Linked DNA regions of Homo sapiens: region 2 is linked to region 1. A link is a contact called in ENCODE Hi-C or POLR2A ChIA-PET data. All regions are on one chromosome and are shown on one strand. The core of a region is the stretch at or near the end of the contact, and the rest is flanking DNA. Distances in the headings are between cores, read along the strand shown.

Evidence for each region. Hi-C counts contacts between places; a loop is a spot of excess contacts on that map. ChIA-PET counts read pairs that join two places held with the same protein, here RNA polymerase II (POLR2A). Pooled maps may share reads with other maps.
Region 2: a loop to region 1 is called in a pooled map, with 4 times the contacts of the local background. The contact joins the enhancer-like site here to the promoter of SORBS1 in region 1. A Hi-C loop is called at or near these places in 6 of 50 pooled maps. POLR2A ChIA-PET finds 5 or more read pairs at or near these places in 3 of 52 experiments (Caco-2, MCF 10A and activated T-cell).

What each region holds. Positions count from the first base shown.
Region 1 is chr10:95,560,111-95,562,810 of GRCh38, forward strand. It overlaps SORBS1 (sorbin and SH3 domain containing 1), which reads right to left and starts at 1,261. Exons shown (of 33, transcript NM_001034954.3): 1 at 1,210-1,261. RefSeq lists an enhancer at 844-1,606 and silencers at 1,091-1,200, 1,241-1,610.
Region 2 is chr10:95,840,579-95,843,281 of GRCh38, forward strand. ENTPD1 (ectonucleoside triphosphate diphosphohydrolase 1) reads left to right here. Exons shown (of 10, transcript NM_001776.6): 4 at 1,766-1,916. All of the region lies in intron 4 of ENTPD1-AS1 (ENTPD1 antisense RNA 1), which reads right to left. Among named protein-coding and RNA genes, the nearest start is that of CC2D2B, 66 kb to the right of the region's middle. RefSeq lists an enhancer at 1,331-1,470. Within about 2 kb of position 1,278, at least 7 of the 41 ENCODE cell types and tissues checked have a DNase peak (open chromatin) inside an H3K27ac peak, as active enhancers do.

The DNA of each region.
Region 1 (2,700 bases), core at 11-2,510:
TGGAGTCAGAGGCCTGACACGCCAGATAGGTTCCATGATGTCTCTAGATGAACCTCCCTCCTATTGACGATGAAACCAATTCCAGCAATTTCAGCAGGTCGGCCCTGTGACAACAGGGGCATCCCAACGCTCAGTGTTTAAAACAAAAATCCAAAGGCTCGCCCAGAACATGCTGGGAAAAACCGAGGACTGAACAAAACGAGCCATGCTCAGTGGGATCCCTTCTGCTTTTACGTAGCAATGTAATAGCGTAATAAATTCTTGTCTGCCTGGAGAAAGCATGCACTGGTGAATTTCAAAGCCATCTTACGACAGCGGATGCATGGGGATGCAGAATTCGACAGCACATTCCCCCATGAAGGAAACATAATGACTTCAAGCCTCTTTCCCCTCTATCTTGAATGGCGCTACCACGTATCAAGGAAGCCACATCGGAAAGCAGCGAGGTGGTAGCAGGGGATGCCCGGGGAATTCGGAGAAAGGAGTTGCTTGCTGTCCATGTCGGTGATGAGCTGCCTAGCAAGATGCTGTCAGCCACTCGGGGAGAAGAAGGGGCACGGGCGGCACGGGCAGGCGCCGTGTCCCCGGCGCATACTAGTCCCCGTTCATTCAGGCGGGTCCGGCCAACCGCGTCGTCCTTGCGCCCCTCCCGCCGCCCTCTCCAGGGGATGCTGATGAATGAACACACCTGAGATGCCTCCATCCCGCCGCTCGCTCCCTCCGCCTTCCTCTGGCTGCTGCAGAGGTGCCCCTCCTCGGTAGTTTCACTTTACAGCACAAACCCATTCGGGCTTTGATGTCTCCTCCACCCACCCAAATTGCAGCCACCCTGAGACGGGCGGACATTCTCTCCTAGCAGAGGCCATGATCGTACTACCCCACACCCACCAAAAAAGGAAATTTAAAAACCCCCAACCCTGGAAGCCCCCAGATCCTCCGCACCCTGGGGAACTTTCCTTGAAAGACTGGGGATTCGCCGAGCAGGCAGGATGGACGGTTCGGCCGCGAGGGACCACCGCTTTCCCTGTGCCCATGGGGGGATGCTCTGGGGGAGGGGGTCCCCCAAGTCCCTCCAACAGCTGGCCCTTTAAATGCGCCTCCTCCGAGCGCGGAACAAAGGCGCCGCCCGCGGGGGCCGAGCCGCGCACACCCCCGGCGCTGCCGCCGCCGAGCGGGCAAGCGCGGCCGGGCGGGCGAGCGCGGGCTTACCTTGCTGGTCGCCGGGCGGGCGGGCTGCGCGCGTCCGCCCCACTCGCACTACACGCTGCAGCTGGCCCCGCTCTGTTTTTCTGGGACTCAGCGCTGACTTCACCGACACTCCGCGGACAACCAATGGGCTGCGGTGCCCGCCCCCTCATTAGCATGCCTCTGGAACCGTCCACTCTGGCAGCGCCCGGCCAGCGGGCGGTGCCGGGGGCGGGGCCGGGCCCAGCCGTGACAGGAAGGGGCGTGTGCGCGGATGGGAGGCGAAGAAGTGTCCGGCGCCCGGCTCCTGGCATTGTGAGCCCGCCGGCCTCCGCCGGTAACGGGCGCGCGGGCCTAGTAACCCTTTCCGTCCTGGCCGGGCCGGACGCTGGCCTGGCGCGCCTTCTGGTCCTTCGGAAGGGTCGCCCACGGGGAGCTTGGAAGGAACCTTAGACGTAAAATAACAGTGATAAGTTATTTAACTCCTGGGCCTCAGTTTACCCATCTGTAAAATGGCATAATAGTCCGACTTCGTAAAATCTAGTGAAGATTAACATAGTTAACATAGGTGATGCATTTTGATCAGTTCCTGGCCGTCGTGCTACATAAACGTTTGCTGTTGTCATTCGTGTGCTCTGTACCAGCCAGTGTGCTTAATGCTTCCCGGATATTTCCTCATTTGATCCTCTTAGCCTGATAAGAGAGGAACGATTACTAATCCATATTTTTCTAGTGAGAAAACTGAAAATAATTACTATTTTTATGCAGGAAAACTGAGGTGTAGTTTAAGTGGCTTGTCCGAGGTCACACAGCAAGTGGTGCAACCAGGATTTGAACCCAGGCTCTGAGATTTCACTCATGCAACACACATATATTTAGAGGCTCTGTGGCAGTGCTGGACCCCAGTGTTAACTGCAGAGAACAAGACAGGCAAGGCCTTTTCCCTTAGGAAGCTTCCATTTTAGTGGAGACAAGTAAATAAATAAGATCCTCTACAATGTGAAAAGTAGAGTGCATACAATGCAACAAGGTCATTGCAAGTGGGGGGAAGGCACCGTGTTAGATGGGGTTCAGAGCTAACCACTGTGCTATGCCATTCTCCTGACCTCCTCTAGTCCCCCTCAGAGTTACAGAAAAGGAAACAGAGACAGGGATCAGAGTGGGGAATCTGCTGGCCCAAGGTCGCAGAGCCAGCAAGTACTGGTCTGGAACTTGCTCCCTCCATGCCCAGCTTCCCACATCCCTGAAGATAAGACACTCGCCCTTTGGGCTGAGCACAACTGATTTTTGTCAGCTGCCCTTGCAAGCATCTTCAGCCAGAGCACATTCTCAGTGAACAGGCTGTGGGTGGCAGGGTAAAGACTGGCCTTGATAACTGCACAGACTGATCGGAAACTCATCAGCAAAGATTCTTAGATGTCAGGGAACGGTGACAAGTCTTTGGTGACCACCTGGTGTCCTCTGCTGTGTATTAAAAAAAAAAAGAAGAGTCCTAGCCATCTGGAAGCTTACTCT
Region 2 (2,703 bases), core at 28-2,527, 280 kb after region 1:
TGGAGGATTAGTGCCTTGAAAGTAGCAACAGAATAGAGACAAGAATCTAGGTCTCCTAATTACACTCTAGGTTTCCTGCTACTCTGAGCTGCTGCATTATATATCAATAATTTTTTTCTTTTAAGGTCATAATATGTTAGAGTGGTTGACATTCAGCTTTCAATCCCTTTACCCAGTACCCTACCATGCACCATTATACCACAGTCTCTCTGACTTTTATCTCTCTTAGCCTTTTGAGCTGGGAACCCACTGTTTATTTTTAGTCAGACTGATAGCCTAGATCCTAGAAGATAATTGATTTTCAGTTTGACAGCCTGTGGAATCCACTAATTTTCACAGGTCGTCAAGAAAGTAGTAGAGAGGAGATATTTCCAAGAGAGCAAGTCATTCTACCCAGTAGCCCCATCAATACTGACACTTTGGCCCCATCTGAGACAGTACTTCTGGCCTTTCTTAAAGCCCAAATCCCTCATTTTATTGGCTTTTATTTGACACACTGCCTTCCATTTTTAAAAGTTATTTTAATGGCCAAGCACGGTGGCTCATGCCTGTAATCCCAGCACTTTGGGAGGCTGAGGTGGGCGGATCACAAGGTCAGGAGATGGAGACCATCCTGGCTAACACGGTGAAACCCTGTATCTACTAAAAATACAAAAAAATTAGCTAGGCATGGTGGTGCGTGCCTGTAGTCCCAGCTACTAGGGTGGCTGAGGCAGGAGAATCACTTGAACCCGGGAGGCGGAGGTTGCAGTTAGCCGAGATCGCGCCACTACACTCCAGCCTGGGCGACAGAGCAAGACTCCGTCTCAAAAAAAAAAATCTAGCAGATGTCCTTCTTCTGAGACTTATCCCATGAGCGTTTGGCCTAACAATGAAGGATTCTTCCCTCTCAAAAGAGAGAGTTCTCTAGTTAATCAAATATTTAACACCAAATTTTCTGAATCAAAACAATTAGCTGGTAACTTAGAGCTGATTTTCTCATGGTTATTAGGCTGTTTGAAAACCTGTGAATGATCTGGATAACTTATTTGAATAATTATCCTTAAAGCAATTACTCTGCTATGAAGCACTGATAGTGTAGATATTTATCTTAATGTGAGATGAAAGTGTTGTTATAACTTCAAAAAGCTTAAGGAATCTTGGCTCTAATCCTCCATAGCAACAGTCGGTTTTGCTCTAAAACTGGAAAAACAGTTTTGCTAGGGAGGCAGGATATCGGAGTGGAAAAGTCACTGAAGAGACATAGATTCTGTTCCTCTTTCTTGTAACAGGAAGCAACTCCACCTCAGAAACTTTAAGGTGCTGGCCAGGATCAGATAACTAGTTAGTGGCAGCTTCCATCTTTTTAGTAAAAGCCAATTTGTCTGACGCTTAATTTTTATTCCAAGTGTTATCTTTAGGTCTTTTAGGAACTAGTGTCATTAATTACAGTGTTCTGGAGGAAATATCAAAAAGCAGCTAACAGAGTAGCTATCTATAATATCCCCATTAAAGTCTGAGAATGTTATGCAATTGAATATGAAATTGCGCCATCCAGTGGCAGAATTATTGAACACTGAACAGACCCAACTTAAAGTCTGGAAATTAAATCCTCTCAAGGCTAGGTCCAGTGAATTACCCTCTAAGTACAATAACCTAATGTATAGTACATCAGGAAATTGTTTTCTTGTATTTTTTTCAAAACACCATATTTTGATCTACTATTGTCAAGGTATGTTTTATAATTTTTTTTTAAAAGATTGTTATCTTCTACATTTTTTCCTAGGTCCTGGAATCTCAAAATTTGTTCAGAAAGTAAATGAAATAGGCATTTACCTGACTGATTGCATGGAAAGAGCTAGGGAAGTGATTCCAAGGTCCCAGCACCAAGAGACACCCGTTTACCTGGGAGCCACGGCAGGCATGCGGTTGCTCAGGTATAGCAGCATGTAGGGACCAAGAGTATCTGGGAGTTAGGCTTGGCAGTGAAAGAGCCTCTGAAGTTATGGGAAAGGGCCACACTCCCTAATACCCCAAGTTCTACACACCCAAGTCCATACTTAAGAAAGGATATTTTAGTAAGTGAATAAAATGTTCAAACTCTTAGTATATATAGGGGTAGGATTTTATGTATGTTAAAAAAAAAAGCCCCCTTGTGCATCTCCCTATGGGGGATTCAAAGGGGAAGGGGCACAGGGAGAGAAAGACTGGGCCCGTATACTCTGGGGTTTGGGGCTACAGATTTAACTATTCAATATCTGGGAGGAAGAGGATAAGAGGAGACTCATAGACATCCCAGGTCATAAATATTCACAACTAGCACATCTTTATATCACTTGATACCTGTGTGAATTATTTGTTCACTTGTTCATTCATTCAGCATATAGTGCCTGCTCTATCCAGAATATGAAAACTCAACCCTCAAGGAAATCAGTTTCAATGCAGGGTGATCAGTGTTTTAATAGAGGAGTGCTCAGAGCTGCTATGGGAGCACATTTGGCCCTGCCCAGGGTGAGAGGAGGTCAGGAAGACTTAGAGGAAGGGATGCCTGAACTGAATCATGAAAAATGAGTTGGAGGATCGGGGAACAGCTTTATCAGCAGAACAGACAGCATGCATTCAGTAACTGATGTTTATTCAGCACCTATTATATGTCAGGCACTGTTCTAAGTACTGAGGATACAACAGTGAACAGGACAAAGTCTCTGACTTCATGGAGCTTGT